2 separate regions of the Mus musculus genome follow, and region 2 is linked to region 1. The links are chromatin loops, found by intact Hi-C in ENCODE. Cell type or tissue: left cerebral cortex. All regions are shown on one strand. Links, peaks and the distances in the headings refer to the core of each region. The heading gives the core; the rest is flanking DNA.

Evidence for each region. Hi-C counts contacts between places; a loop is a spot of excess contacts. Peaks named below come from ENCODE experiments on the same cell type or tissue, not always from the same donor. Only the 100,000 strongest peaks of a DNase experiment are listed, where the experiment ranks them.
Region 2: a loop joins it to region 1, with 5 times the contacts of the local background. A loop is called at or near these places in 4 of 42 quality-filtered maps.

The regions. Positions count from the first base shown.
Region 1 is chr3:61,266,670-61,271,801 of GRCm38, reverse strand. No RefSeq gene overlaps it. Among named protein-coding and RNA genes, the nearest start is that of Rap2b, 95 kb to the left of the region's middle. In left cerebral cortex, for the core only: CTCF peaks have their summits at 2,755 and 2,957 (motif pointing left); DNase peaks (open chromatin) are centred at 2,613 and 2,936; H3K27ac peaks cover 815 bases.
Region 2 is chr3:62,189,851-62,194,982 of GRCm38, reverse strand. No RefSeq gene overlaps it. Among named protein-coding and RNA genes, the nearest start is that of Arhgef26, 150 kb to the left of the region's middle. In left cerebral cortex, for the core only: a CTCF peak has its summit at 2,264; a DNase peak (open chromatin) is centred at 2,289.

The sequences.
Region 1 (5,132 bases), core at 803-4,802:
CCACTAAAGTGGTGGCTGCTGCCCTATCATCCCCGGTAGAGGCTGCAAGAAATTTTCATAACAATTTTCATGTGACGGCTGAAACATTACGCAGTCGTTTCTCCTTGACAAGAAAAGAAGCCCGTGACATTGTTACTCAATGTCAAAGCTGCTGTGAGTTCTTGCCAGTTCCTCATGTGGGAATTAACCCACGCGGTATTCGACCTCTACAGGTCTGGCAAATGGATGTTACACATGTTTCTTCCTTTGGAAAACTTCAATATCTCCATGTGTCCATTGACACATGTTCTGGCATCATGTTTGCTTCTCCGTTAACCGGAGAAAAAGCCTCACATGTGATTCAACATTGTCTTGAGGCATGGAGTGCTTGGGGGAAACCCAGACTCCTTAAGACTGATAATGGACCAGCTTATACGTCTCAAAAATTCCAACAGTTCTGCCGTCAGATGGACGTAACCCACCTGACTGGACTTCCATACAACCCTCAAGGACAGGGTATTGTTGAGCGTGCGCATCGCACCCTCAAAGCCTATCTTATAAAACAGAAGAGGGGAACTTTTGAGGAGACTGTACCCCGAGCACCAAGAGTGTCTGTGTCTATGGCACTCTTTACACTCAATTTTTTAAATATTGATGTTCATGGCCATACTGCGGCTGAACGTCATTGTACAGAGCCAGATAGGCCCAATGAGATGGTTAAATGGAAAAATGTCCTTGATAATAAATGGTATGGCCCGGATCCTATCTTGGTAAGATCCAGGGGAGCTGTCTGTGTTTTCCCACAGAATGAAGACAACCCATTTTGGGTACCAGAAAGACTCACCCGAAAAATCCAGACTGACCAAGGAAATACTAATGTCCCTCGTCTTGGTGATGTCCAGGGCGTCAATAATAAAGAGAGAGCAGCGTTGGGGGATAATGTCGACATTTCCACTCCCAATGACGGTGATGTATAATGCTCAAGTATTCTCCTGCTTTTTTACCACTAACTAGGAACTGGGTTTGGCCTTAATTCAGACAGCCTTGGCTCTGTCTGGACAGGTCCAGATGACTGACACCATTAACACTTTGTCAGCCTCAGTGACTACAGTCATAGATAAACAGGCCTCAGCTAATGTCAAGATACAGAGAGGTCTCATGCTGGTTAATCAACTCATAGATCTTGTCCAGATACAACTAGATGTATTATGACAAATAACTCAGCTGGGATGTGAACAAAAGTTTCCGGGATTGTGTGTTATTTCCATTCAGTATGTTAAATTTACTAGGACAGCTAATTTGTCAAAAAGTCTTTTTCAGTATATGTTACAGAATTGGATGGCTGAATTTGAACAGATCCTTCGGGAATTGAGACTTCAGGTCAACTCCACGCGCTTGGACCTGTCCCTGACCAAAGGATTACCCAATTGGATCTCCTCAGCATTTTCTTTCTTTAAAAAATGGGTGGGATTAATATTATTTGGAGATACACTTTGCTGTGGATTAGTGTTGCTTCTTTGATTGGTCTGTAAGCTTAAGGCCTAAACTAGGAGAGACAAGGTGGTTATTGCCCAGGCGCTTGCAGGACTAGAACATGGAGCTCCCCCTGATATATGGTTATCTATGCTTAGGCAATAGGTCGCTGGCCACTCAGCTCTTATATCCCACGAGGCTAGTCTCATTGCACGGGATAGAGTGAGTGTGCTTCAGCAGCCCGAGAGAGTTGCAAGGCTAAGCACTGCAATGGAAAGGCTCTGCGGCATATATGAGCCTATTCTAGGGAGACATGTCATCTTTCATGAAGGTTCAGTGTCCTAGTTCCCTTCCCCCAGGCAAAACGACACGGGAGCAGGTCAGGGTTGCTCTGGGTAAAAGCCTGTGAGCCTAAGAGCTAATCCTGTACATGGCTCCTTTACCTACACACTGGGGATTTGACCTCTATCTCCACTCTCATTAATATGGGTGGCCTATTTGCTCTTATTAAAAGGATAGGGGGAGATGTTGGGAGCCGCGCCCACATTCGCCGTTACAAGATGGCGCTGACAGCTGTGTTCTAAGTGGTAAACAAATAATCTGCGCATGTGCCAAGGGTATCTTATGACTACTTGTGCTCTGCCTTCCCCGTGACGTCAACTCGGCCGATGGGCTGCAGCCAATCAGGGAGTGACACGTCCGAGGCGAAGGAGAATGCTCCTTAAGAGGGACGGGGTTTCGTTCTCTCTCTCTCTTGCTTTTTCGCTCTCTTGCTTTTCTCTCTCTCTTGCTTCTCTCTCTTGCTTTTTCGCTCTCTTGCTTCTCGCTCTCTCTTGCTTCTTGCTCTCTTGCTTCTTGCACTCTGTTCCTGAAGATGTAAGAATAAAGCTTTGCCGCAGAAGATTCTGGTCTGTGGTGTTCTTCCTGGCCGGTCGTGAGAACGCGTCTAATAACACTTCCATAGTGAGAGAAATGATGACTCATGAGAGCCAGCACAGAACTTGGTTCTCTAGATTTTCATCATCATGTTATGAGCACCTAGAGGAGATAAAAATGTGAAACTCCGAAGTAGCAAGCTGGAAGGCAGGAGTGCAGCCAGGGGGCTTTTCAGGATACACTTTGACAGCAAGTTGAGACAGATGCTAAACAGGGAAGGTAGGAATGACATTTGCCAAGTATCTCTCCAGAGGGTGGAGTGAGTCAAGTGTTTTTAAGGAGGCAGTGCTGAGCAGAGTGTCTGTCTGACTAAGAAAAGGCCAGGATGAGTAACTTTTGTTATATAACACAAAGGGACAGGAGCCTTACTGTACAGGAATGTCTGGAATGTCTTTTGTACAAAGCTATAATGGATCTGAAAGAATTAAATTTTAAGATGCATTTTAAGAGGCCAGTGTCAAAGGAAGATATATTTGCTTGGTTTTTGTTTTGTCTTGGTTTTTTTTCTTTTTCCTAATAACAAATGAAATCTACCATGGGATAGTTTTCATAGATTCTTTGGGTGCCACCTAGTGGTGCAAGGGAGGAGAGCAACTGGAAATAACTGAAAAATGAAAACAAATTCTAGTTCCTATGTAGGGAAAAATTGTGTGGTGCAAAGCTGATTTTGAGGGAAAAACCATTAATGCGCACTGGTACAAACCAGGTATTTTGGAGACGCTAGGGGGCTTTGAACTCTAACCTTTCCTTGATTGCCACTGCAGACTGTGCAAGCTTGAGATGAACCTATGACAAACAACACACACAGATGGCAGAAGGAGCATGAGCTTGCAGAGACTATCTGCGCTTTATAGATACAGCGTATCTATTTGCATTTCACAAATGCAGTCCTGGCCTCTCCCAGTAATTATAAACAGTATCAAAATCCTGTTAGATGTTCTCTGCAGAGTTTGAAATGGGTATCAAGAAATTCAAGATATTCGGACTCTATAGCTAGTATAATTCACTCTATCACACTTTTTTTAATAAAAATTGTATGCTTACAATAAAAGAGGAGAAATATCACCCTCTCTGATGAGCTATGTGTGTTATTTGTAAGTTAATTCTTGATATCTATATAGGGAAAGCCTCTGAATCCTAGAGGGTTAATAGTTGCAAAGCCCACCCAAGGTTTTCAACTTTAATGTCCATGACAAACTGGCAGGTGTTTATGCTCCCCTTTGCTGATTCATTGTGTTCTAACTGAGGGGCAAGTCCCTTAAGGTTCTTCATGTCCTGTTATCCCTTTGTCAGCATTATTGGGGTCAGAATAGTTGGCTTAGGTTGGATGTCCATTTGTTACCAATAACAGTGAGAAGAGGGATTTGAAAGCTGATTTTTGCCCTGAATACACAGGAGCCTTGGACGAAATGTTCCTTTCTCTGCTCATTAAAGTCAACTTAGGAATATGTAACTGTTGACTAGGAACACTTACAGTAAAGTCTGTGACTATGCAGTAAATGTATAGACACAGTGAATGACAAGGTGTCATTACTTATAACACTGATCCAGCCAGCCAACCAGAAACTGACCTGTCTTCAATTTATTATCATATGCATAATAAAGCCTCTCCTTTTAAAATTCTTTGAAAATATTTTCCTGTTGTTGTCAATTAACTTCAGAATAGGCCACACAACACTATTATTTTCTTTGGCATCATTTCTTAATGGGAATTTCAAAAGGTAACCATTTTCTTTATCTTTTTATTTTCATATGCTAATTAATAATTAATATTGTTTTTCTCATTGTTGTGACAAACATAACTGAGAGAAGGACTTATTTTAGCCCACAGCTTGGCGGTCATAGTCCATCAAAGCAAGAAAAATATAGGGGTGAGAATTTGAGGCATCTGATTATGTTTTACCCAAACTAAGGAAGCAGAGGAGGATGAATACTAATGTATAGATGGCTCTCTATTGTGTCCCTCTGTGTTTAGTCTAGGACATGCACATGCACGGTACCACACAATTTTAGTGTAGGAGGCATATCCCTCCTTAGTTAAACCCCTCTGGGACATTTCTGGCCCCTGCATCCCCAAATACACACATGTGATTGTACACATACACACACGAGTGCACACACACATGAGCGCGCACACACACACGCATACACATACAGAGAGAAAGACAGAGACAGAGACAGAAAGAGAGAGATGGACAGAGTCAGAGAGACAGAGAGATAGAGAAATACACACACAGTGGTAGGTCTCTCAGGTAATTCCAAATATAGAAAAATCTTTTTTTTTCTTTTCTCTTTATTAGATATTTTCTTTATTTACATTTCAAATGCTACCCTGAAAGTTCCATATACCCTCCCCCTGTCCTGCTCCCCTATCCACCCATTCCCACTTCTTTTTTTTTTTCCATTTTTTATTAGGTATTTCGCTCATTTACATTTGCAATGCTATACCAAAAGTCCCCCATAGCCACCCACCACCTCTCCCCTACACACCCACTCCCCTTTTATGGCCCTGGCATTCCCCTGTACTGGGGCATATAAAGTTTGCGTGTCCAATGGGCCTCTCTTTCCAGTGATGGCCGACTAGGCCATCTTTTGATGCATATGCAGCTAGAGTCAAGAGCTCCGGGGTACTGGTTAGTTCATAATGTTGTTCCACCTATAGGGTTGCAGATCCCTTTAGCTTCTTTGGTACTTTCTCTAGCTCCTTCATTGGGGGCCATGTGATCCATCCAATAGCCGACTGT
Region 2 (5,132 bases), core at 723-4,722, 920 kb before region 1:
GGTAGCCTTGTTTCCTTCATTATGTCACTAAATTGCAGTCATGATTCCTAGAGCTTCTAGGATATTGTGACCATTTTATAACTTACAAAGTAAGATGTAGAGAAATTTGGGAGAAGACATCTCTTCCTCCTAGCCTCAGTTTAACTATGAAATTGAGAGCATTTGTCTGACTGCCATCTTCGGGTCTCTAAAATTACTTCTTGGATCTCACACTATAAATTTTCTTCACAAATTCATCCTTTTGATACATCTAAAAAGCAACTCTTTTTTTTTCTTTCTAAAATGTGCCCTAAAAAGTCTAAAACTTGGCAAGCATGCTTAACAGGTTCAATCAAGGAAGACTGGGCAGAATTCTTGTAAAGCCAGATGTCCAGGGTGCATGCTGCCAGATAGTGCCCCAAAATATGACTGAGAAGATACACCCACAAACTCACAACATCAAGGCTGTCTGGATACAGTAGCATAATTATAATACCAGTTAATAGTCCAACAGAAGTTCCATACCTACATGGATGGCTACAGTTCCATACCTACGTGGATGGCTACAGATAATCGTTCCCGAGAGGGTGAGAATCAGTTTCTGTCAAGGATAAGCACCCATAAAAGTTGTTCAGCTGTGAACACATACACATATGAGCAACACAAAAAAGACTCAGTAGGTTGTATATGTATGTGAATACACACATGTGTGCGTGTAGCAATAGTCATTAAAGAACAGATCATGAATTAGTAAGAGTAGACATGGCAAGAGTTTGAGAGGTTGGATGCAAAGACCAGAATGATGTAGACACTTATGTATGAAGTCTACTCCAAAAATTTAAATAAAAAATGAAAAAAAGCTTACATTTCCTTCTGAATTAGTCTTTTTCCCCTACAGTTTCTGTCTTCATACATCTGTATAATTTTTGTAAACAAAAGGATACCACTATCTCAGCTTCACAGAGGTGAAATCTTAAAGGATATACCTACACATTGGTGGTCCTGCCTTCATATCTAGCATTTATGTTTTTTTAAGAACAAAAACATTTTCTATACTTTTTAATTTACTTCAATTTTGTTGTCAAACAACTATGTTGTACAATTATTTTTCAAAAGAAAATATTCTTTTGCACTGAAATATTCCTTGAATATATTAATGCTTAAGTAACTACTTCACTAAATTAAATATCCCTTTGGCTATTATCTTTAGCAAATTCATGCAAAGGTGTAAAGTTTTGATCATCATTTTTTAATATAACCACACACTCATTATCTTATAACTATTGTGTGTTAACAAGTAGCCTGTGTGCAAAATACTGTGTGTATTTTGTGTGCAAAAGAACTGCTGACTTTTGGAGTGCTTCATGATGGAGTTGAGAGAAAAAATTGCTTCCATTCTTAGTTTTAGACACACAGTGTTCTGAGAACATTCTGGAGAGGTTTGTTAGTAGGACACCTTATCTAGTACATGTAAGGCCCTGGGTCAGTACCATCATTGAAAAGGAAAATGGCCTTATCCTTATTTTCCCTGTCAGTAAGCTTTGATTTAATTTGCAAACATCCTTTCTATATGATTTAGCCAGAAATATAATAGTCGCTGATATCAGCCCTCACTTAGACTGTTCGCCAATCTTAAGTCCATTTTCCTCTTTTTAAATGCTTTATACAGTGCTTCATAATGCTCTGTGGAAGTCAGGTTTTCTTGGTGCTCCATATTTTGTGTGCAAAAGAACTGCTGACTTTTGGAGTGCTTCATGATGGAGCTGAGAGAAAATTGCTTCCATTCTTAGTTTTGGACACACAGTGTTCTGAGAACATTCTGGAGACGTTTGTGGAAACTGCTGTTAAACCAGGGATCCCAACTGCCATTCCATGGCTTCTGTCTGCCCTGTGAAGACTGCTATAGTTTTGATGTGGAGCTAGACTCAGGAGTTCTATTATTAAAAGACATGAAAATAAGAAAGGAAGGCAGGCTAAAGTTGGGCCCCGGCTAAGATTTCTTCCTATGTTTGACAAAGTTTTTGAAAAGTGAAATTTCACTTTTTAAAAAAGCTTAACACTTTTAAATGCTTTTTTTGCATTTCCTTTTCCTGAAGTGGGTTTCACACCTGTTTGTCTCTCTTAATTACCAGGAAAAGTGCCCAAAATGGAGAAAATATGACCTTAAGTGCTGATCCCTTGTGTTCAATGAGCAGAGATCACAATAACCATTTCCTGTCAGCTTTGCTGGCCAAGTTTTAGATTTTCAAAAGAAACTATTCATGACCTAGATTGCAATCATAAAATTCACCACTAGACAGAGCTGTTTGCCTTATTTTAAAACACTGCCTATTTTCAGGTTCTGCTAGAACATAAGAGCTGATGGAGAAAGGAAGCAAGCCGAATCTGTACATTGTCTGTCATGGTATGGGTGCTCTTGATGTCCTTGTGCTGCTGGTATATAATTTCCAGGTTGTTACTGTTGGTGTCAGTAGGGATGTTTTGACACTGGTGACAAACTTTCACCCACCACCAGGAAAATTTCAGTAGTTAATAAGGCATAATCAGCAAATTATGCAATTTTCTCATTCCTTTACATTATGGTAGATAAAGTCAGATGGATACACTAAATTCTGATCTTTTCATCTGGACAGTTCATACTGTGGAAAATTTGTCCTCTGCTATTTTCTGTGAAAACATTCTAATTTATAAAAAGAAAATAGAGGTTGGGGATATGGGAAGGTTTTAAAAATGTGTTATAAGCTCAATAATTCTTTACAAATATATGGGCTATACTGAAAAAGTTATGACCCAGTGTAGGTGAATGCCAGGGAAGGGAGTCAGGAGTGGGTGGGGGCTTGGGGAGAGCACCCTCATAGAAGCAGGGGAAGGGGGGATGGAATAGGGGGTTTCTGGAGGGGAAACTGGGAAAGGGAACAACATTTGAAATGTAAATAAAGAAAATATCCAAGAAAAGAATTCTATAGTCTAAATTAATCATTAGCCCAACCAACAAAGTGTTGAATTTTGGTGGTTTTCTTAGAACAGGTTCCTCTGAGGAAGGCTTTGGGCAGAAGGCCAATACAGCACCAACTTAAACAGTGAAGGGCAGAACCAGTGACTTTACTGGATAGCATTTGTTTTCACAGGGTTTCAGTTACAATGAGCTCTCCATTTTTGCAGTCTGGGTGCAGAAGAAGCATTTGCAGTGAGTAGGAATTGTGAATGGTACATTTGAAACACGTAAGCGTCTTCTGAAAAGAAACTAGTAGATTCATTTGATGTTTGACTTTACCGGAACCAAGTCATAGTCATGTGTACCCAGGCTGCTGTAATCCAGAGAAATATAGATAATGCCATTCCTCCTTGATTCTTTTCCAGATCTCCAGATAACCAGGCAATAAAACAAAGTGTAATTTATCAGAACTCGGCCAGTGACAGAGAACCCGGTTACTGCAGTGTTCATAGTAACCCAGAAAGAAGTTGGGCATACTTTAACTTTAGGGATTTGGTATCTGAAATATGGTGGACTAGATGGCTTTTCAAGATGGATAATTGAGATAGAAGTAGAAGGTACTCTACCCAACTCATTTATGAAGCCAATATTACTCTGATACCTAAACCACAGAAAGATCCAACAAAGATAGAGAACTTCAGACCAATTTCTCTTATGAATATCGATGCAAAAATCCTCAATAAAATTCTTGCTAACCGAATCCAAGAACACATTAAAGCAATCATCCATCCTGACCAAGTAGGTTTTATTCCAGGGATGCAGGGATGGTTTAATATACGAAAATCCATCAATGTAATCCATTATATAAACAAACTCAAAGACAAAAACCACAAGATCATCTCTTTAGATGCAGAAAAAGCATTTGACAAGATCCAACACCCATTCATGATAAAAGTTTTGGAAAGATCAGGAATTCAAGGCCCATACCTAAACATGATAAAAGCAATCTACAGCAAACCAGTAGCCAACATCAAAGTAAATGGAGAGAAGCTGGAAGCAATCCCACTAAAATCAGGGACTAGACAAGGCTGCCCACTTTCTCCCTACCTTTTCAACATAGTACTTGAAGTATTAGCCAGAGCAATTCGACAACAAAAGGAGATCAAGGGGATACAAATTGGAAAAGAGGAAGTCAAAATATCACTTTTTGCAGATGATATGATAGTATATATAAGTGACCCTAAAAATTCCACCAGAGAACTCCTAAACCTGATAAACAGCTTCAGTGAAGTAGCTGGATATAAAATTAACTCAAACAAGTCAATGGCCTTTCTCTACACAAAGAATAAACATGCTGAGAAAGAAATTAGGGAAACAACACCCTTCTCAATAGTCACAAATAATATAAAATATCTCGGCGTGACTCTAACTAAGGAAGTGAAAGATCTGTATGATAAAAACTTCAAGTCTCTGAAGAAAGAAATTAAAGATGATCTCAGAAGATGGAAAGATCTCCCATGCTCATGGATTGGCAGAATCAACATTGTAAAAATGGCTATCGTGCCAAAAGCAATCTACAGATTCAATGCAATCCCCATCAAAATTCCAACTCAATTCTTCAACGAATTAGAAGGAGCAATTTGCAAATTCATCTGGAATAACAAAAAACCGAGGATAGCAAAAACTCTTCTAAAGGATAAAAGAACCTTTGGTGGAATCACCATGCCTGACCTAAAGCTTTACTACAGAGCAATTGTGATAAAAACTGCATGGTACTGGTATAGAGACAGACAAGTAGACCAATGGAACAGAATTGAAGACCCAGAAATGAACCCACACACCTATGGTCACTTGATCTTCGACAAGGGAGCTAAAACCATCCAGTGGAAGAAAGACAGCATTTTCAACAATTGGTGCTGGCACAACTGGTTGTTATCATGTAGAAGAATGCGAATCGATCCATACTTATCTCCTTGTACTAAGGTCAAATCTAAGTGGATCAAGGAACTTCACATAAAACCAGAGACACTGAAACTTATAGAAGAGTAAGTGGGGAAAAGCCTTGAAGATATGGGCACAGGGGAAAAATTCCTGAACAGAACAGCAATGGCTTGTGCTGTAAGATCGAGAATTGACAAATGGGACCTAATGAAACTCCAAAGTTTCTGCAAGGCAAAAGACACCGTCAATAAGACAAAAAGACCACCAACAGATTGGG